2 separate regions of the Homo sapiens genome follow, and region 1 is linked to region 2. A link is a contact called in ENCODE Hi-C or POLR2A ChIA-PET data. All regions are on one chromosome and are shown on one strand. The core of a region is the stretch at or near the end of the contact, and the rest is flanking DNA. Distances in the headings are between cores, read along the strand shown.

Evidence for each region. Hi-C counts contacts between places; a loop is a spot of excess contacts on that map. ChIA-PET counts read pairs that join two places held with the same protein, here RNA polymerase II (POLR2A). Pooled maps may share reads with other maps.
Region 1: a pooled map shows a loop between it and region 2 (3-fold over the local background). The contact joins the promoter of LINC00544 here to the promoter of LINC00297 in region 2. A Hi-C loop is called at or near these places in 1 of 168 maps with a recorded cell type or tissue (Caco-2), 1 of 37 single-sample maps with no recorded cell type and 4 of 50 pooled maps. POLR2A ChIA-PET finds 5 or more read pairs at or near these places in 10 of 52 experiments (AG04450, CD4-positive, alpha-beta T cell, MCF 10A and 7 more).

What each region holds. Positions count from the first base shown.
Region 1 is chr13:29,933,220-29,938,016 of GRCh38, forward strand. It overlaps LINC00544 (long intergenic non-protein coding RNA 544), which reads left to right and starts at 3,312. Exons shown (of 5, transcript NR_033889.1): 1 at 3,312-3,482; 2 at 3,983-4,062; 3 at 4,687-4,790. RefSeq lists enhancers at 1,596-1,655, 2,376-2,495, 2,626-2,745.
Region 2 is chr13:29,886,018-29,891,358 of GRCh38, forward strand. LINC00297 (long intergenic non-protein coding RNA 297) reads right to left here and starts at 2,388. Exons shown (of 2, transcript NR_046510.1): 1 at 2,012-2,388.

The sequences.
Region 1 (4,797 bases), core at 2,062-4,561, 48 kb after region 2:
AGTTTGCTGTCTTATGTGGGTGCAATTGGTGGCACACCAAAACAATTACAATAGTAACATTAAAGATCACTGATCACAGATCATCAAAACAGATATAATAATAATGTAAAATATTGCGAGAATTACCAAAATGTGACACAGAGTCATGAAGTGAGTGCTATTGTTGGAAAAATGGCCCTGATATACTTGCTTGACACAGGGTTGCTGCAAACCTTCAATGTGTACAAAACACAGTATCTGCAGAGTGCAATACAGCAAAGCACAATAAAATGAGACATGCCCATCATTGCTACTACTCTGAGACAGGCATTATTAGGCACTGTACCTCTGGTATCTCATGGAATACTTTAAATGCTTCTATGAAGTAGGCATAATTACTACCGCTATGGCTGTTTTTCATAGTTGGTCATCCTGCCCCGATCCTTGCTCCTCTGCAGTCCGTTCTCTACACAGTGGCCAGATGGATTCTCCCCCATGCATCGTCTCACTGCACCCTTCTGCTTCGAATTGCCCCATGGCGTTTTAGTTATATAACACCATCACCCCCAAACATAGTAGCTTAAAAAACAAAAATGATTTCTGTCTTTGTTGATGAGGAATTCAGGAAGGACTTGGTCTGGTAGTTCTCCCTGGGAGGTCCCTATCACAATTGCAGTCATGAGTTGGCTAGGCCTGCCATCATTTGACGTCGTGATGGGGCTAGACAGCCTGCTCCTAAGATGGCCCAACCACACACCTGCCTGGGAAGCTGGGACAGGCTGGAGGCTGGAGGTCTCTGTTCTCTCCACACAGGCTTATCCAACAGAGCTGCTGAGTGTAGGGCGTGGAGGTTGGCTTCGCCATGGGAGCAATGCAAGGTGCCAAGATGGACGTGGTATTGCCTTTTATACTCTAGTCTTGGAAGTCACACCCCATCATGTCCACCATAAGCTAGTGGTACAGGAATTTGCAAATATCTGCTTGGGTTTGAGGAGGGAGGACATAGACTGCGCCTCACTATGAAGTCATGTCAATCATCAGTTGTGGCACAGGGTATGTAGTGGGGTTTATATTGGGGTCTGGGGAATATAAAGCCTGTGTCCAGAACCAAAGCACTGTTCTACCCCTACACAGAACACTCTCTATCCAAAGACCCTTTGGTTAGCATTGCTTTTTGCCATTTCGGCCTTGCTAAGGCATGAGAAATGTTGCCACATCCGTTGCATCTGCTACAAAGGCATGCTAGTAATTATCAGTGATAACAGAATGAAAAGAATACAGTTGGTTTTGAGCTTCTAACATATGGTATTGTTGGCTCTTTCTGAGAAGAGAGATCCTGCTTGTGCCCAAGGAATCCCTGAGGATCCCTACGTAGGACCCACTCATCCCACTGCTTTGTCTCTCTACTACAGGGCAGTCTGTGTCCAGCCACTTCTGGGAAGTGGAGTATCTGATTGGTTACCCTGTGTCATAAAAGAGAGGGCATCTGAACTAATCTCTTTATGCAGAGTTTCACAGCACTTCCTCTGGGTCACACCCTCATAGCTCCATTCAGGCAAGGTATAGATTTGAGTAGAAATATCTGTCCTGAGCATCGAGGTACCGCGGTGATGCAAATGTAAGCCCCAGCACAGACAGCATGTCTGTGTTTCTAGTGAGCTGGCAGATGGCTTTTAAAGTCAAGTTACAAGTGTGTCCAGGCACAGGGACAGCTGTGTGAGCAAAGGAACACTTTTGTGCCAGGGAGGGAGAGAGGACCAGCTCTAGGGGGAACTATAGGCTCTGCAGGCTCAGAAAGAGGCAGGTGTGATGAAAACCTTCCAGGAGCACCTCATCACTCCGTTCAGGCCTCCTGACTCATTAGGAGATTCTGGTGACACCCCGCCTCCCTGGCTTCAATCTCTCTAGCTGTAAGCCTGGGGATTGGAAGACTTGGCACAGTCTTTCCTCCCCAAGGGTGCCGTGCTGATGATGTTTGCAGAGTGCATCACACTCCTCTGATAAAAGGTGTCTCCTGAGTACAAAGTATCATTGTCACTATATTCCACAATGTGGCTAAATATAGGTGTGCACCAATCTGCTGAAGAGCAGAGTGTCTCTTCAGCATTTGCCTGGGAGGAGCAAGTGGCCCAGTGGCTGCATAGGATGCAGCAGAAAAGAGCTGGCATGCAGCAGCAGTGTACCTGAGACCAGGGCATGGGGAGAGGGAAAGGCCCTGCATGCCCCCCTGGTGGGCAGCCCCAGCCCACTTGGTGACAGTGAGGCCTGAGTGCAGCAAGGCTGGAGTCATGCTGTGAAAGCCCACAGTAGCAGAGCCCCTGCCAGGAATATAGCAAGGAGATCACAGATCACAGAGTACATTGCACCTGCCCCATGCAGTGGCGGAGCAAGACGCTCAAGGGTCTGGAGTTAAGAGGGACCATTTGAGGTTAAGAGGGAAGGAGTCTCCCTTGTTTTGGTTTTTGTTTTTTGTTTTCCCACACAGTCCCAGAGGGTACTGTGGTGTTCTGACACACTCCCTGTGTCAGAGCTGTTTTTTCATTATGACCAAGACAGAGCAGGTGTGAGAGCTGAGCATCCTCCCCTTGCTGTGCTCCTCTGGTCTCCAAGGCACCCTCCCCATGCGCTGCTTCCTTCCACTTACCGCCCTCGCACGGCACCACATCCTGAGCTCTGCTTGTTCCCTCTTCAGACTGGCAGGTGGTTATAGAGGTGTTTGGGGTGTCAGCTCTGAAATGCTAAAAATAAAACCAGGCTTTCTATCCTGGGATGTCTCATTAGTTTGCTTACAAATGAGTCCCCCTGCAGTTTTTCAGCAATTGGCTAACAAGCTCTAATTTGAGCGTTTGGGCTGGACCTTGGCTCAGTGGGAGCAGACGCGGAGCAGACGCCTTCTCGGAGCTGCCTGTTTGGGGAAGCTGGTCGTTTCCACTCTAGCTCAGCCTCCCAGAACAGGGAAGCTGCAGGAAAGTTGACAAAAGCACAGCAAAGCAGGGAGAGCCTCCTCGGTAGAGAGCAACGACCAGGTGGGTGTGGGTGTGGAGAGCAGTGGGGCCCACCTGGGCAGGTGCGGGGGGATGGGAGGAGGGGCTGAGAGTGCTCTCTAAGTTAAGGTCACGGTGTAGAGGAGAGGACTTGAAAACTTCCTGCAGCAGCTTCGTGGCCCGGTGAAATGTTCTCAGCAGCAAGCATGAAGCTCTGATTTGTAAAAAAATCAATACGGCTTGCATGCCAACTATGCCTTCTCCAATCCTGCATTTGTGATGTCAGAGGTTGTCATTCTGGGCTATGGAGCAAACCTTTCAGGGTTGACCCAGTCCTTCTAGGTCATGTGGAGTGGGCCAGCTTTAATGAACCTGTCTAAAAGGAAGGAAGAGAAAGAGCTCAGCTCCTTAGGGGAACAAGGTGGACCTTGGCAGCTGTCTCACTCCTCACCAGCTCTTCACCTCAGATCTTGTCCTGACTTCCTGGTCCACTAACGGCCTCCTGGATAGAAGAGTCAGGTAATGATCCCTGCCTTTCAATACTCATTGCTCAGTTTCAACAATCATCAACAATTTGCCAATCTCATTTCATCTCTCCTCTTATCTTTTTCCTTTTCTGGAGTATTCAGATCCTCTCACTTTCTGAGTGGAACTAAGAGTCTTCCTCACCTTCATCACCACTATTAGCTTATAAACCTCTTTTAAGGACAGGGATTCACCTCAGCTCAATTATGTTTTGTTACACACGTGGTACCCATCTTCTGTGTTGAGAGATGTTTGAATTATACAGTTTTTAGTGCATTAAGTGTTAGTGTTTGGGATCCAATTTGGCTCACTCTAGATGAGCTATAGAGTCTTCATTTTTTCTCCTCTCCCTTTTTCCTTCTTGAGTTAAAAATCACAGTTACCCAGCCTCCCCATACCTCCCCCCGCACCCTATATTACCACTTGTTTTTCTTTCTTTTTTCTAACCACACCCTGAGGCATTTCACCAGCAACTCTTTATTATCTAACCACAGTTCACCAGCCCAGGAGATGTTCTGAAAATTGACAATGATCATGATATACCCTGGATCCAGAATACTTCTCTATACAATGGGTGTGTATAAAGACAGACAGACCTGCCAGGCTCCATCAGGAAAGCTCTGTGTCTCCTTCACATGTGGAGGGACAGAATATTATCTGGAGATGGAGAATGCTTCTGAGAGCCTCTAGCACAGGGATCCCCAACCCCACAGCCTCGGGCAGGTCCCAGTCCCAGTCTGTGGCCTGTTAGGAACCGGGCCACACAACCGGGGGTGAGCGGTGGGCAAGTGAGCGTTACCACGTGAGCTCTGCCTCCTGTCGGATCAGCCGGTAGCATAAGAGTCTCATAGAAGCGTGAACTCTATTGTGAATTGCGCAAGTGAGGGCTCTAGGTTGGGTGCTTCTTATGAGAATCTAATGCCTGAGGATGAGGCAAAACAGTTTCATTCCAAAATCATCCCCCGGACCCCATCTGTGGAAAAATTGTCTTCCATGAAACCCGTCCCTAATGCCAAAAAATTTGGAGACCACTGCTCTAGTAGGCCTGCCTACTGGGCTTACTTTGTGTATATGAAATTGATAATTATTCCTCGTTTCAGAAATTTAAAATGTTACATTTATATTTCTTTCATATTTCCAACATTGTACCAAAGGTCAGTCCTAGAATGCTTTGTTTTAGCTGTTTTTCTTTCCTTAGGCAGAGAACAAAGATTGGTGGCTTCCTCCTGAGCACACTGGGATGTGGCATTACATCGGGGCTGCTGAGTGCCCTTACCTTCAGCTGCCCAGATGCAGAGGCAGGTGGGTG
Region 2 (5,341 bases), core at 1,138-3,637:
GTCCAAAAAAAAAAAAAAGAAAAAAGAAAAGAAAAAAAGTAGCTATAGTGAGATAGGAATCAGACACAGGTGACAAGACCCCGCTGATAAAACAGGATGCAGTATAGAAGCCAGCCAAAACCCACCAAAACCAAGAGGGCAAGGAAAGCAACCTCTAGTCATCCTCATTACTCATTATACACTACTTATAATACATTAGCATACTAAAGGAACCTCCCACCAGCACCAGGACAGTTTACAAATGCCATGGCAACTTCCTGAAGTTACCCTACATGATCCAAAAGGGGGAAGAATCCTCATTTCCAGGACCTCCCCACCTCTTTCCCAGAAAACATGAATAATCCACCCCCTGTTCAGCATCTAATCAAGAAATAACCATAAGTATAGTCAGTCGAGCAGCCCCCAAATGCTACTCTGCCTATGGGGTAGCCACCCTTTTATTCCTTTACTTTTTAAGAAACTTGCTTTCACTTTACTCTGTTGGCTCACTCTTGAATTCTTTCCTATGTGAAGCCAAACACCCACGTGGCCTCCGAGGCTGAGCCCCAGTTTGGGGGTTTACCCTGTGACAATAGTATAGAACATCATTACTCACAGCGGAGTCTGCGGTCCCATAGTATCAGTGTCACCTGGGAGGGAGCTCATTAAAAAACGCAGAACCCTGGGCCATGTCTCAGACCTGTGGGGTCAGAACCCACATTTGAACAACATCCCCGGGTGATTCATGGCAATGTACACATTCAGGTTTGAGAAGCGCCAGCCTCGTGGGAAAGGTGGGCTGGGACCTCCATTCAAATTCTGCCTTTGCCAGTTTCTAGCTGTGGCAGAGACACAGAAGAGGGAAGGCTGTGAGGTCAGGCTGCCCACTTCACACACTACTGGTGTCCCACACATGCGAACCTATGGTCAAGATGTGTGCACGCTCTCAGCTTCCTCACCTGTACCCTGCAGACAATAATACGCCAACAACACTGGGTTGTTATGAGAATAATAAATCCAAATAAAGCACTTATCTGGAAAGTAGCAAGTGCTCAATAAATGCTAGATGCCAATGATTTTTTCTTTAAATGGTATGATGTTGGACAAGACTCTCAACCTCTCTGGACCTCAGGTTCTGTAGTGAGAACATAAGAACAATGATAACTAGTCCCTGGCCTGTGGGAAGGGTTAACAGATGTGTGCTGTATGGTCTGTAAACCTCTACAGAGATGATGATGCTGTTATCAGCAGCCTGTCAGAGGAAGAAGGATAGGTGTGAAGGTGATTCGTGCAGCCAGACCTGGCAAGAAGGCAAAACTCCTGATGGTGGGAGGAAGCTCTGACACGTGCTTGGGCCACTGAGGTTTTTCTGCAGCTCAGGGAAAATCAGACCACCCACAAATACGTGACGAGGTGAAAGGTCAGTGGGCTCATGTCACCCTGTCCTTTGTCTTATTCTCTCCACCTCCACCTAGGGACTGGACTAGACCGCCCAAGAAGGGACATTTGCTTAGTGGCTGCTGGGTAAACAACAACTTTACAGGATTCTGGCCAGTGTGAAACAAGAAGCAACACAGGTTTTCTACCCCGCAGCTTGCCTCAGAGCCCCCCAAGACTTCTCTTTTGCTTTTCTGTCTCACTCCTCTCTTCTTCTGACATATCCAGTCCCTTTGTAATCTTGACTTTCCTCTGAGGGTGCCACCAACTGTATCTGGGATACATTTCCTTATTTGCGGGACCATGAGACACTCACTCACTGTGGCTTGTTTAGTGCCTGAGGGGCAGAAAAACTGACCCTAGATTTACGGCTGCTGCTGCTGCTGAGGAGACTTTGAAGGTTTCTGCAGCAAACATCACCTTCTTTGTCTATCACAGCTCTGCTGGACAGAAGCACTGTGAGTCCCAACCCCAAGTGCCCTGTCAGGGCCAACATGTTAATGCAGCCACTACTGGAGGTCCCGAGAGGCCCGTCAAAAATCTGCCTAAGAATATGCCTCCATTTGGAAGGAAAGTGATCCATGTGGATACTTACCCCGCTAACTGATTTCTTCCTGGTGTTCTGCCACCACTTGCCTTTGAGAACTGAGTCCACAGCATCTCTTTTTTTGTCTTCCTGCTCCTCCAAAACAGCCTCCAAAACAGGATGTGTGTCCTGCATCCTCTAAAATTACAGTTGCAAAATTTAAGGCTCAGGTCAATGCTTGAGAAGTGTAAGCTCTGCCAAGCAAGGCTTTGCTTTTCCTTTTAATAATCTGTTTCCACATCTAGAACCATCCATAAAACCTTTGACAGCAAAATGCCCACCTCATAGAGATACATGTAAAATTTGAATTTTAGCCAGAGCAGAGATGCCAGCCCTGACCCTGATCCCCGGTCAGAGTCATCTGTCTCCTGAAGGAGGCCCTAAACCCTTGCCCTGCCCTGCCTGAGCTGTTCTATCATTTTTCGAGCTGGGTGAAGGACTCTTTCTGCCTCAGGAACAATATTAGTTACTGTTCAGGATAATGTACATTTGTGGTGCTCCAAGATATTACGTAATAATGCCCTGATGCTCTCTGGGAAGACAGAGTTCTGAAACTGACTCAACTATTTACTACTTCATGTGGAGAGGACTAGATTGCTTGGTGTATAGAAGTAGCACTCCTCTGGTCTCAACGACCAGGTGCCAGTAGCTTCCTCCCTGCTGGGCAGCTGCAGATCCTCTTCCTTTTCAGAAAGCAAGAATGGCACAGCATGTTGGGAGAGTTGTTTCTGTAGCAGGCCATCCATTTGTGTGTGTAGGTTGGTCTCTCTAGCATCTTCTAAGGGGATTCCATGTCAGGAGGTGAGTTATCAGAAGGAAGGAGGGCCCTCATGACTTTGTGCCCAAGTTGATGACCTGGAGCAGTTGACTGGCCCCCATTTGCCAGGGTGGGGTTGGCTTTGGGATCCTTCCCATGCTGCTGGTGACCCTGGCCCTGGTCAGTCCGGTGGGCAGCCCTGCTGTCCTGATCAGCGGGGAGGGGAGGCTCAGGTTCCATCCCCGTGGAGCAGCTCAGGCTGCTCTGAGACAGTTTTGTCCCTCAAAACAAAAGTGTTCCTTGATTTAAAAGAAAATGCTGGTCCCAACTCCTTAGTTTACTCTTTGTGGGTAACAAGCCTCCCATTCACTGTCCAGAGGGTCTCTTTCTCTGGGGCCTCAGAGAAGGCCTCATTGTTAGAAAACTAGAAAATGGCAATGTGGGACAGTGAGGCCCCGCGCTGCAAGCGCTCATGGCACTTGAATAGTTGGAAACAAGCCCCTCCCTCTCCCCCAATAGAGACTTGCTCAGATTTGAGACTCCAAAGCTTTTTTTTCTTTTGTGATGTAGACTCTTGACTGTAGACTGTGTCAGTGTTTTCTGAGACCAGGTGAAAAATGGCTGCAATAAAAACAAGGCTTGGCTTTCCTTATTTATGATACTCCCCTGCACCCAGACACAAACAACTAAGTCTTCACAACCCTAAGGCAGAGTTACATAAAGAATAGGGAATCAAGCCAGGTGCAGTAGCTCATGCCTGCATCTCAGCAGTTTGGGAGGCCGAGGTGGGAGGATCACTTGAGCCCAGGAGTTTGAGACCAGCCTGGGCAACATAGTAAGACACCGTCTCTACAAAAAAATAAAAAACAGCTGGACATGGTGGCACATGTCTGTAGTCCCAGCTACTTGGGAGGCTGAGGCAGGAGGACTGCTTGAACCTGGGAGATTGAGGCTGCAGTGAGCTATGATTATGCCATTGCACTCCAGCCTGGGTAACAGAGTAAGATCCTGTCTCAAAACAAAACAAAACAAAACAAAAAAGAAAAACAACAACAACAACGACAACAAAAAAAAAAACAGAATAGGGGAATCATTTGAAGACAGGTGACCGGTTCCTCAAGACAGCAAATAATGTGTTACTTGGATAAGAATGAAATTTCCGTTGGTTTATTTTTGCTGCAGGTGCAGGGTAAGAAGGCTGTGGGCTAAACTATCCTTAAATCATGATAGCAGACAACATGCAAATAAACCAATTTTCAAGGGAAATGAAAACACAAACTTTGAACTACACCCTCCCAGTCCTGTCCTTTCAACTTCCATTTCTTTGTGGGTGACTCTAGTGCCTATGTCTCTGGATGCTTCTCTCCAAGCTCCAGCTCTACCATCCTAACGTGTGCTGGGTTTGTCCAGCTGTGCATCCTGCTTTCCAAATTGATCGTGTCCCAGGCTGGACTCAGTCCTCCACTTCAGAATGGCACCTCCTCCTGACTTCCCTATTTCTACTGATGGCATCATTGCTAAATGTTTCCAGTTTTGTCTCTTCAGTAATTCCAGAATCTTCTCTTTCCTTGTGTGTCTACTACACAAGGTGAGACCTTATTACTGTTTCCCTTGACAATTCCAATAGGCTTGTAACTTGTCTATTCACATCCAGGCTTTTTCTACTATAGTCCTTTATTTTATTTATTTATTTATTTATTTAATTATTTCTTTTTTGAGATAGAGTCTCACTTTGTCACTTAGGTTGGAGTGCAGTGGTGTTATCACAGCTCACTGCAGCCTTGACTTCCCTGGGCTCAATCGATCCTCCCACCTCAGACTCCAGAGTAGCTGGCACTACAGGCACACACCACCACACCAGATTAATTTTTGTGTTTCTTGCAGAGACAGACTTTTGCCATGTTGCCCAAGCCAGTCTTTAATTCTGGGACTCAAGTGATCCTCCTGCTTTGGCCTCCCAAAGTGCTGGGATTATAGGCGTGAATCACAGTACCTGGCCTACCCCAATCCTTTCTACACAAATCATGGCAAATTACTTTTCCTAAAGCACAGCTACAGTGGCATAATTCTTGTGGTGGACACTTGTCATTTGTGCAGATCTGCAGAAGATCTTTGAACATCCTCCAATATTCTGGGTCATGCTTGCCTAAAGTATAAAGCTCATATTCCCAGACTCCCTTGGAGCTAATGCTCAGGTATGTCATTTCAGTTCTATGAATCACAGTTACCTCGGGCTCCTGCAGGAGAGGTAGAACCAACAGTGAGTACTACGAGGGGGTACTGTGTATAGGGATCCATTCTTCTGTCAACTGCAGCGTGGGGTTTCCTGAGCCTCAGGAGTGTTAGTGAGGTGTGTTTTCACTACAGCAGCTCTTTTTACCTATCTTCAGAGCCTGACTGTTTAGCTCACCTGAAGATTCTATAAGCTAGTTTAATAAGAAGTTTGTTAACTTCTCTTTCAACTTGGACTAGGCAGAGTAGATTCTGTTGTTGGCAGCTAATAAACAGAAAATTTAAAAAGAAACACTGAATGGCTTTTCAGTGCCTAGTGAAATAAATATATGTTCCCAAGTCTGGTACCC